2 separate regions of the Homo sapiens genome follow, and region 2 is linked to region 1. Evidence: chromatin loops called from intact Hi-C (ENCODE). Cell type or tissue: PC-3. All regions are shown on one strand. Links, peaks and the distances in the headings refer to the core of each region. The heading gives the core; the rest is flanking DNA.

Evidence for each region. A loop is a pair of places that touch in the nucleus more often than their neighbours do. Peaks named below come from ENCODE experiments on the same cell type or tissue, not always from the same donor. Only the 100,000 strongest peaks of a DNase experiment are listed, where the experiment ranks them.
Region 2: a loop joins it to region 1, with 6 times the contacts of the local background. A loop is called at or near these places in 11 of 110 quality-filtered maps.

Annotation. Positions count from the first base shown.
Region 1 is chr3:113,286,034-113,291,343 of GRCh38, forward strand. BOC (BOC cell adhesion associated, oncogene regulated) reads left to right here. Exons shown (of 20, transcript NM_001378074.1): 20 at 642-1,426. The coding sequence ends at 829. CFAP44 (cilia and flagella associated protein 44) reads right to left here. Exons shown (of 35, transcript NM_001164496.2): 35 at 897-5,310. SPICE1-CFAP44 (SPICE1-CFAP44 readthrough (NMD candidate)) reads right to left here. Exons shown (of 52, transcript NR_183050.1): 52 at 897-5,310. Among named protein-coding and RNA genes, the nearest start is that of BOC, 77 kb to the left of the region's middle. In PC-3, for the core only: a CTCF peak has its summit at 2,216 (motif pointing left); DNase peaks (open chromatin) are centred at 1,378 and 2,238; H3K4me3 peaks cover 439 bases; H3K27ac peaks cover 1,958 bases.
Region 2 is chr3:113,151,306-113,156,615 of GRCh38, forward strand. The region is part of intron 1 of NEPRO-AS1 (NEPRO antisense RNA 1); the gene reads left to right. It overlaps LINC02044 (long intergenic non-protein coding RNA 2044), which reads right to left. Exons shown (of 4, transcript NR_110823.1): 3 at 1,967-2,183. Among named protein-coding and RNA genes, the nearest start is that of LINC02044, 14 kb to the right of the region's middle. In PC-3, for the core only: no CTCF peak of the experiment used is centred there; no DNase peak of the experiment used is centred there; H3K4me3 peaks cover 710 bases; H3K27ac peaks cover 580 bases.

The sequences.
Region 1 (5,310 bases), core at 210-5,209:
TACTTCCACGGAACTTTTTCTCCAAGGAGTTTTGGGCCATTCACGCTAAGCCCATCCCATTGTCTTCCTCCATGCTAGTCTCCTTAGAAATCAGTGGATACTTGGTGAGGGCACCAAGTATCCACTAACGTTTCTTAGCTTCTCTGTGTGTGTGCCCATTCATAGGCAGATCCTGGACTCTGTCTCTAGGAGATTAAATTTAAAAGATGCTGGGTCCTAAAGCTCGACCCAGCATCATTTAAACTGGACCGTGTCAATCTGGGGGGACTGGATTGTGAGTGGGATGATTGTAACCAGAAGCCATAGCAAAGGGTGGACTAGCCGCCTAAACATAGAAAGAGCAGGGCTTCCTTCTGCGTTTCACGGGCTGCACTGACTTCATCTGCTCCTGTGGTGTGGGCTCAGTGCGGGAGTCTCTACAGTCCCAGCATGAGTGGGAAATGGGTGGCAAGTGGCCCTCCCTGTTTTGATGAGAGACCTTGGAGGGAACAGAAGTGCCCTTGTCTCGGTTGTAGGTTTCTGTCCCCTTTCCAGAGCCAGTGTAACCACCTCCACCACAGATAGAGATTGGCCCAGTGTCACTGGGTGTTGGCTCCTCGGTCAATCTGGATTTTAATGGTTCCTACTCTTTCTCCCCTCAGGGCCCCCATGCTGCTTGGGCCTTGTGCCAGTTGAAGAGGTGGACAGTCCTGACTCCTGCCAAGTGAGTGGAGGAGACTGGTGTCCCCAGCACCCCGTAGGGGCCTACGTAGGACAGGAACCTGGAATGCAGCTCTCCCCGGGGCCACTGGTGCGTGTGTCTTTTGAAACACCACCTCTCACAATTTAGGCAGAAGCTGATATCCCAGAAAGACTATATATTGTTTTTTTTTTAAAAAAAAAAAGAAGAAAAAAGAGACAGAGAAAATTGGTATTTATTTTTCTATTATAGCCATATTTATATATTTATGCACTTGTAAATAAATGTATATGTTTTATAATTCTGGAGAGACATAAGGAGTCCTACCCGTTGAGGTTGGAGAGGGAAAATAAAGAAGCTGCCACCTAACAGGAGTCACCCAGGAAAGCACCGCACAGGCTGGCGCGGGACAGACTCCTAACCTGGGGCCTCTGCAGTGGCAGGCGAGGCTGCAGGAGGCCCACAGATAAGCTGGCAAGAGGAAGGATCCCAGGCACATGGTTCATCACGAGCATGAGGGAACAGCAAGGGGCACGGTATCACAGCCTGGAGACACCCACACAGATGGCTGGATCCGGTGCTACGGGAAACATTTTCCTAAGATGCCCATGAGAACAGACCAAGATGTGTACAGCACTATGAGCATTAAAAAACCTTCCAGAATCAATAATCCGTGGCAACATATCTCTGTAAAAACAAACACTGTAACTTCTAAATAAATGTTTAGTCTTCCCTGTAACCTTCAAACTGAGTCATGTGTGAGTCAGCATTTTCTTTACATGTTAGAATTCAGTCTCTGAGTATTTGAAGAAAATACCCACTTACAATATTTTCAGGTCCATCAGAAATGAGATCTGAAAAAGGTAGTAAATGTTTCTCTTTTTTGTTTTTTAAAACAGTGAATGTCAGTTGTGCTTGGATTCATGCAGAACACATTACCGTTTAGTCCACAAGGGAACCGTTGTACAACAGACCAGGAAAAACAGGTTCATAGTTCTCTTACCAACTGGACTTGAGATGAAGTTTAGGTCATATTGAAGAAATAGAACTAATCTTTTTTATATAGGTGTGTGTTGAAGACCAAATATTTTCTCCAAAATACTGTTTAGCTAAGTGCTGTGCCACACATGGACATATGGTGCATAATAAATTCACTTCCCTTCTTTCCAAAGATACACCAACATTGCCAGAGTAGTTGACTCACTAGTTTAAAATCAACATTTACTTACTGTTGTCCAACCAAAGGATCAACCATAGATTCTTTTTTAATTGAAATTTTAAAATCTTTATATGTGGAAGTGGAATTAGATGGAGACTGATGCTTGCAATGAAAGCCTTACTACGCTTTGTGTTTTGGGGCTGGAGAGGGTGGGGGGAGCCTGTATTTTCTAGATTTCTGTAAAATTGAGTTACAGATGAAATGCCACTTGAGACAATCTCGTTAAGTGGGGGGCCAGACCCTGGCTTTTAAACATGAAGAATTTGATAAACAGGGTCCTAGGGAAGAGTCACTCTGACTGTTTAGGGCAAGTGCATCCTCTGCTGGCCAAAATAAGTATAGCACCTGCTATTCCTGACTTCTGCATCCTTTTTCCATCAAGCTCAACGTCAGAGAGAACTTCATGTGGAAGTGCAGCATGGTTTTCAGGAAAGCAGTATTTTAAAAATATTATTTAAAAGGAAGGACTGTAAGGAACAGGTAAATGTTAGGAAATGAGAAGCAGAGCAGGGAAGAGAAGAGAAAAAATAAGATACTGTGATTTCAGACAACCTGGCATCACGGCCCAGAGCTCACTTCTGGGGTGGGTAGGGCTGACGCTCTCAGTCATTGCTTTGCTATCCAGAGGCCCCCCAATCTGAGCTGTAACTCACCTTCTAGCCCCACTGGTTTTTACATTTTTTCCTTTTTCTCCTTGATGATCTAAGGTAGCTGTCAAAATGAAGTCTGGTGAACTTTTCTGAAGTGATAGGTGAAACATCTGCTTTCTGCACAGCACTGGAATCATAGCACTCAATGGATTTAGCTCTAAAGAGAAATTTAGCACATGGCTCACAGACCTCCCTAAGCTGGGGAGCCCGCTGTGGTGGGACAGGCTGGCTGGCAGGCATGAGCAACTCCTTTACTCTGAAGTTGTGACAGAGGGGCTGGACTCTGTGGTTTCTTTTTCTTCCAATGCTGAGATTGATCATCGGTGATACTATGGATGACAGTTCAGAAGAGCCAAGTTATATGAACAATTGACCCACAAGTAACTCAGTGTAGGCTGATTTTTGGCCTTACCCTCAGAGGTGAGGCTGCTCCTCTGGGAGCACAGCAGAAGGCAGGGAAGTGTGCCAGGAGCAGGATAGCTTCCCAGCCACCCTGCCCATGCCACACCCTGCTGGTCTACTTGTGTTTGAAGCTTAACTTCCCAAAGACTCAGATGCTCTAACTTAACTACAGATTTAAGACTAAGCCTGGAATCAAGTTGAAATGAACCTAAAGCTATCAACATATTTTGTCCAATTCAAAATAAAGTAATTCAGTGTTAACTGTCGTCAATTCCCAAACATGCGGAATGAAGCCCTGAATATTGTAGAATTAACTAGTGATTTAGTCCAGCTCAGTTTGGGAATAATTATCCCGATTAGCTTTCCTCTCAGTTGAAATGCACAGCAAGTCCTGATGTGGCTCTTCTGTAGACTGTAGGTCCATTCTTGCTGCAATCAGAATCAGAATCTCAGAATGGGAAGGAACCCATTCTACCAATCCTTCATTTGTCAGATAATAAAATGAGGCCCAGGAAGATAACGTAACTTCTCCTGATTCTCTACAATTACCAAGGGGATGGTATCGCCTCAAGACCTTTCTCAGAGACCAGCCACTCTCTCCAGGCAGCTGCTTCTTGTGGCTGCCAGCTCCCACGAAGGCCCCGGTGACCCCCACCTGGCATTCACACCCTGTTCAGTCCCCTCCCACATCACACAGGGTCAGCCTGTGACCCATATGACAATAGTGACGCTATGTCACTTCTGAGCTTGGGCTGTAAAAGACTGTGGCTCTTGTATACATCATTCTCTCTTGCTGTCTCCCTCACTCTTGGATCACTTGCTCTGGGAGAAGTCATATCCCAAGCGGCCCTATGGAGAGGCCCACATGGCGAGGAACTGAAGCCCTGCCTAATGGCCAAGGGAGTGAATTTGCTAATAGCCCCTCCAGCTCCAGCCAAGCTTCAGATGGCTGCAGCCCCAGCTCCTAGTGTGACTGCAACTCCACGAAAGACCCTGAGCCAGAACACCCGGCCAAGCTGTCCCCAGATTCCTGGACCTCAGAAACCCTCTCACTCCTGGGTGAGATCACAAGTTTGTTGTTTCAAGCTAAGTTTGGGGGTAATTTTTTACCGCAATAAATAAGACACTCAGGGCTATGACTAGCATATTTTTAAAAATACTTGAAAGGCACACATGGCTTAGGATATACAACACAGAAAGTGATTTAAAAAAAAAAGTGGGTGCTCTCCAGTAGAGAAGTGACTACATCAGAAATTAATGGTGACAAGTGCAAACAATAAGGTATTCTGACCTCTTAAATAGGAATATGAAGGAATCTTAGGAAGACAATAGGCCAAGTGGCCACCTCTAAGAATATGCTGATGTACAAAGAAAGCAAGACCTGTCTGTAATTTTGGGGGGCACATTAGCAGGCTAATCACAGGTGAGGAAGACTTGGCATTGCTGAGTTCCCTTCTACATTTATGCAATGTTCCTTTCTTCACCCGCCCTTCTCAGTGACCAGCTTATCCTGGAACAGCCTCAATGAGTAGCTCGTTAATACAGAGCTCTTAATCTAAAGAGCTATGCTCTGTTACTAACAGGATTCCAAATGTCAGTGAGATTATCCTGCAATGGTTATAGCCATGAACTTCAATGAGCACTTACCCCCAAACCAAAAGGATACTCTTCAATTAGTTTAAAATGTTATGCATAATCAAAGGTGATTGTTAAAGATGATCTCTAGTAAATCTATTTCATTATCTCCTCATCTATATCAAAACCAGCAAATGGCCCAAGTAAAACCTGAAAGAAAATGGCAGGGGACATGAGAAACTATGGGGAAAACTTAGAATTCTGACGGAGTTGCAGAAATCTTTAAAGAAAAGCCTCTTTATTGACTGTTTTATTAAGCATGCCCCTCTGCTCCACTCAGAACTGAGGAGTCTACAAAAACTGTGGGCAATCCAAGAAGGCTGGTTATTTTCCTGCTTTCTGCCAACCCAAAGCAAACTGCTCTGCCATGTCTGTTTGTATTTCCTGAATCCTGAGCCCTCAAAACACTGCTTTATGAAGTCAACAATGCCAAAACTGAAATTTGCATTTCTATTCTAAGATATAGCTGACAAAATGTCCTTTTCTCCTGCATCCTCTCAGAGAACACTTAATAACATCTAAGTTTATTTTCTAAGGATCAAGAAAACAAAGTTTTCTCATGAATTGCTGAATGATAGTTTTTCTTGCCAAGGGCTAAAAATTCAGGATACCCCCAAATCAAATTTTCCTAAAACAAAATATATTACAGGTGATTTGCTGCAATCATGAAACACAGCCTTCCGAGACTTCATATTCAATCTAGTAGGTTCGAAACATCTAAAATG
Region 2 (5,310 bases), core at 258-5,257, 130 kb before region 1:
TCTTTTATTTTTGCATATAAATGTTGGATCACTCAAACATGAAACAGAGAAGAAAGGCCAGTGTTTATTCCTTTAAGAAGGCAGTCGTGCAACTTGTTAAACTTTATCCCATTTGCTGGGGTAAGGGAGAAAAAAAAAGAGAGACAGGGAGCTACCAAAAGGGACTCTGAAGGAAATCATCAGAGTAAGGAGAAAAGCTCTTAAGAGATGTTTTTTGCCCTCTGAACTTTTCTTGCTCAATTCTGTTCTCCCATGGTGACAGTGCAGCTAATATAAGTCTGTGCTCCACTGGGCCCCTGCTGAGCCAGGCTGGGGTAGGACAGGAAATTACCACTCAGAAAATAAATGACCTGTCCCAGAGTCTTCTGTTAATGAGTCCAGGGCATAATAAATCAAGGTGACCCAGTCTCAAGAAACACAAGCCTGTTTAAAAACAAAAAAAAAAAAAAACCAAACCCCGAAGCCCCAGAGGTGAAGAGGAGGAGAAGGGAGAGAGGGGACCGCAGGGAGTCCTTATAAATCACACCCAAACGAAACTAGTGCAGATGTTTTCCAGTTTCAGGCCCACTCAAGAGGCAGAGAATAGACGCATGTGGAAGTGAATGGAAAGAGCTATCTGTTTTGAGGGAAGACAGGAGGCGGCCAGCTCAGTGGATGGGGCCCCTCCTCTCACTCAGTGTCTCAGGCATTTAGTGGCACCGTCTGCAAGCTCTTTTTTAATGTTCTTCAGGCTGTCACGGTCCACTCTGCTTTTTCACCTCTCTGGGGTCTCCCTGTAATCAGCATGGCAGGAGTGTCTGAAGAAGGGTGAATGCCTAAATCCTCTTGGTGGAGAGAACCAAGAGCCTCTTGTCAAACATGGGTCCCAGCTTTCTACAGTAGCAGGCCCCTGTAAAAAGAGAGGTGTGGGCAGGTAAATCATGGGAGGGTCTTCACTTATCAAGTATATTGGAAGCTCTCTGAGGGTGATATCTAACAAGACAATAGAAAACAAAAATGTCAGGCTGGAAATAAATATTCCATTACATGGTAGAGAAATAAGGGGCTGTAGATCTAGGGTGAGGTATAATATGAGACTCAGTTACTTGCAGAGGGCTTCACGGGGAACCAAAATATCCTAGTGAAATGGGTGTCACTGGCCGTGTTTTACAAATGAAGAAACTGAGGCAAAAAGACGGAATAACAATATAGGCATTTCTAATGCACTTTACAGTTTGTAAAGGGTTTTCACAAACATTATTTCATTTGGACACTGCCCGGATAGTAGGCTGTTCTTCTTTTGTTATAGATGAGGAAATCTGGGATAAGAAAGACTTTTAAAACTTACAGAGCGAGACTCCGTCTCAAAAACAAACAAACAAACAAACAAAAAACTTCTCCAGGTTACACAGCCAACATGTGCAGGAACTCGGGCCCACACCCAACTCTTAATTCTAAAACTGTTGTTTTTTTCTGTTCGACCACAGCTATTTAATATTTGCCAGGGTTCTATGATGGGCTATAGGCTGATAGAAAAGGATGCTGAAAAGGAGGATAAACTTTAGCAAAGGTCTATTATTGCCTAGTTTTTTGTTGTTGTGGTGGTGATTTGTTTGTTTGTTTGTTTGTTTTTTAGTCCTCTTTACCATGCTTTAATGTTTAATGTTTAGTAGCAGCTGGTAGGTAGATGAGTGGACAAGAGGAAACTGCAGCCAAAGATGTTTTTACCATTGTTCTATGATGTAAAAACCCATCATTCAGTTATTTCCTTCCTTCCTTATAAGCACGGCCTTCTCTGCTCATTCTCTTTTATTAGCCATCATTTTTAAAGAAGTAGCAACACAACACAGCTTTTTAAAAAATTATTTCCTATGCTGAATTCAACTCCATCATATACCACCACAAGTTAATATAACATATTATATTTTTCAAAATTCTTTCATGTCTGTTACCTTCTCTGAACCTCTTAATCAGGATTGTAATTTACCTTGAAGAAACTTAGACCAGGGTGACTTGCCCATGATCTCTCCACAAGTTAGAAAGTAGATCCGTCCTCCTTTCCTGGACTGCCTCCAAAACAACACAAGGAGGGAGACACGGTTTTCCATGTTGGTTTTCTTCATATTACCCTAGTTCTGCAGTAAGACAGATATCACCTTCTCCCACCAGGACTCTCCATGAACTATTTATGTCAGCTCTTCTTCCTTTTGAAATAAAATAATGAGCATTAGTCTCGAATCCAAATAGGAGGCCAAGCATTTGCCCATCCACACAATGTCCTCAACCACAATAGGAAGAGGCCACAGCAGGCTGCCTAAAATAAACCAGAATAAACCCATAGCTTTTAATTGCCCAGAACCTAGATCTGTAGAACAGCAGACACACCCATGAAAATTACTAATGTTCCAAGTATTTTAAGTCAAATAGTAGCCTTCTACCAAGCCAGACCATGGCTTTAGGTTTCCCTTCCTTGTTTTTTGTTTGTTTTTTGGTTTTCGGTTTTGGTTTTTACTTTGTTTTCCGTTTTGGTTCTGCTCTGTGAGTCCAAATCTTTCATATTCAGATGTTGACTCTCAGCTGGGTGCCCAGAAGCAAGACTCCCAGTATGTGAGCTTTCCAATGAATTCTGCCATGTCAGTCTTCTATTATGAAAGTCAGTCATTCATTCCACAAATGTTCTCAAATTCCTACTATGTACCAGTGACTGTGTTAAGTACTGAAGAAGATTGAAACTTATGTTTTATACTAGCCTTGCCATTAACTAGCAGAGAGACCTTAGGCAAGACCTTCCCTCTTTATGGACATTCCTGCCTCTGTAAAATGAAAGTATGGCTTGTTTGGTCTCCGGGTCCTTTCTGACCCTGCTGCTCTACAGTTCATGGGAATCTGTGTTGATGAAGTAGGCTTGGATACAGCACCTAAAAAGAAGAATGTCCTTTTGATATACTAGTGCAAATAACTGGCAAAGGAGGAGGTAGAAATGGAGATTATATTTTCCAAGGAAATCAGATTGCAGATTGTAAGTGTGGCTACTGAGTTTTTAAATTCCATTTTATAGGTCACCAAAAAATTCTCAAATACAAGTATGCATGTCAGCTCATGCATAATATTTTTCACTCTTTTGTTTTAACTAACATTGTTTTGTATATACATTCTGTGTATCAAAAAGTGCAGTCTCCTCTTTTTTTTTCTTCTATTTTTTTGAGACAGAGTCTCGCTCTATCACCCAGGCTGGAGTGCTGTGGTACAATCACTGCTCACTGCAGCATCAACTTTCTGGGCTCAAAGGATCCTCCCATCTCACCCTCCTGTTTAGCTGAGACTACAGGTATGTGCCACCACATTCGAGTAATTTTTTTTTTTTTTTGGAGACACAGAGTCTCACTATGTTGCCCAGGCCAGTCTTGAACTCCTGGGCTCAAGCCATCCTCCCACCTCGGCCTCCCAAAGTGCTGAGATTATAGGCAAGAGCCACAGCACCCAGCCTTTTATTTATTTATTTATTTATTTATTTTTGATAATAATAAAATAATTTTTTCACTAACTTATATAAGTTTGTTTATATTTTCATTTCTTTCATTATTATTGGGCTGATCTGTTTTCTATGTGTTGAGTAATTTTCTGTATTCCCCTGTTTGAAGAGTTTATTCATGTCTTTTGACCTCGTGTTTAGTAATGTTTGAAAAACATGTTAAGGTTTATGTAGACCAAATTCTTAAGCACTGCTGATATTAGGGATCTCCAAATATGAATACATTCATCATGAGGGTGGTGGGGAGTTTTGTCTTTGTTCATTGAAGTATTCGAAGCACTTAAAATAATGGCAGGTACACAGTAAAGGAGGTGCTCAATACATGATTATTAATATGTTACTACATTATCATTAATATTTATGAGATACTTACAACATGTTGGGACAAATATGAGCACTTCAAATTTGCATTGGATAATGAGAAGAAAATAAGGTCAAAACAGCAAGGAAAAAGAAGTTGTTTCTCACTTTAGAATTTTAAAAAATCTACACAAGGTGAAGAAGGCAAGGTAAGAAGCTGCTAAGGAGTCCTTTGAAGTAATGGCTGGACACTGCCAAAACAAGACACAGGTATTGGACTGTGCTGTGCATATGAATATGTCAGACTAACTGCAATATCCCAAGACGAATTTAATTCAAGAAACAAACATTTTCGGCCAGGTGCGGTGGCTCACGCCTGTAATCCCAGCACTTTGGGAGGCCGAGACGGGAGGATCCCGAGGTCAGGAGATGGAGACCATCCTGGCTAACATGGTGAAAATGCGTCTCTACTAAAAATACAAAAAAAAATTAGCCGGGCGTGGTGGCGGAAGCCTGCAGTCCAGCTACTCGAGGTTGAGGCAGAAGAATGGCAGGAACCTGGGAGGCGGAGCTTACTACTATATGCAGGGACTGAGCTAGCCACAATATACATATTAGTGTATACAACACAGTCCCCACCCTGGGCAACATGGCGAAACCCCAACTCCACAAAAAAATACAAAAATAAGCCAGGAATGGTGGGTGTCGCATGCCTGTAGTCCCAGCTACCTGTGGTCTGAGGCTGAGGGATCGCTTGAGCCCGGGAAGTCATGGAAGCAGTTAGCTAAGATCGCACCACTGCATTACTGCATTCCAGCCTGGGTAACAAAGTGAGACGCTGTTTCAAAACAAAAAGCAAATGCACAAACAAAAAACAGTCCCCATGTATCCATACGATGGAAAAGCATTCATCAAGGAAAAAGACTGAACTACTGATACATACGACAACATCGATAAACCTCAAAAACCGCATGCTAAGTGAAAAGTGAGATAGCAAAAAAATACATAGTGTATGATTCCACTTACATGAAATGTCCAGACAAATCTTTAGAAAAGAATCTACAAACTTACATGAAATGTTCAGACAAATTTATAGTAGATCAGTGGTTGCCCAGGGCTGGGAGTGGGAATGGGGTGACTGCAAATGAGTGTGAGGGATCTCTTCCAGCTGATGAATTATTTTAACACTAGATTGTGGTAATGGTTGCACAACTCTGTAAATTTACTGCAACACCATTGAATTGTACACTTAAAATGAGTGGATTCTATGGTGTGTAAATTATACCTCAATAAAACTGTTTAATTAAAAAAAAAAAGAGAGAGTGACAAACATGATCTGTGCACTCTCAAAGCAAAGCAAAGTCCCCAGAGCAGACAGACAAATAGAATACTATCTGTTAAGGGCTGCCACTGGGATGAGCCCAGGAGCCAACAGGAGCACTGGGACACCTAACCCAATCTAGGGGCTTAGGGGAAGTTTCCCAAACAAGATGGTATTC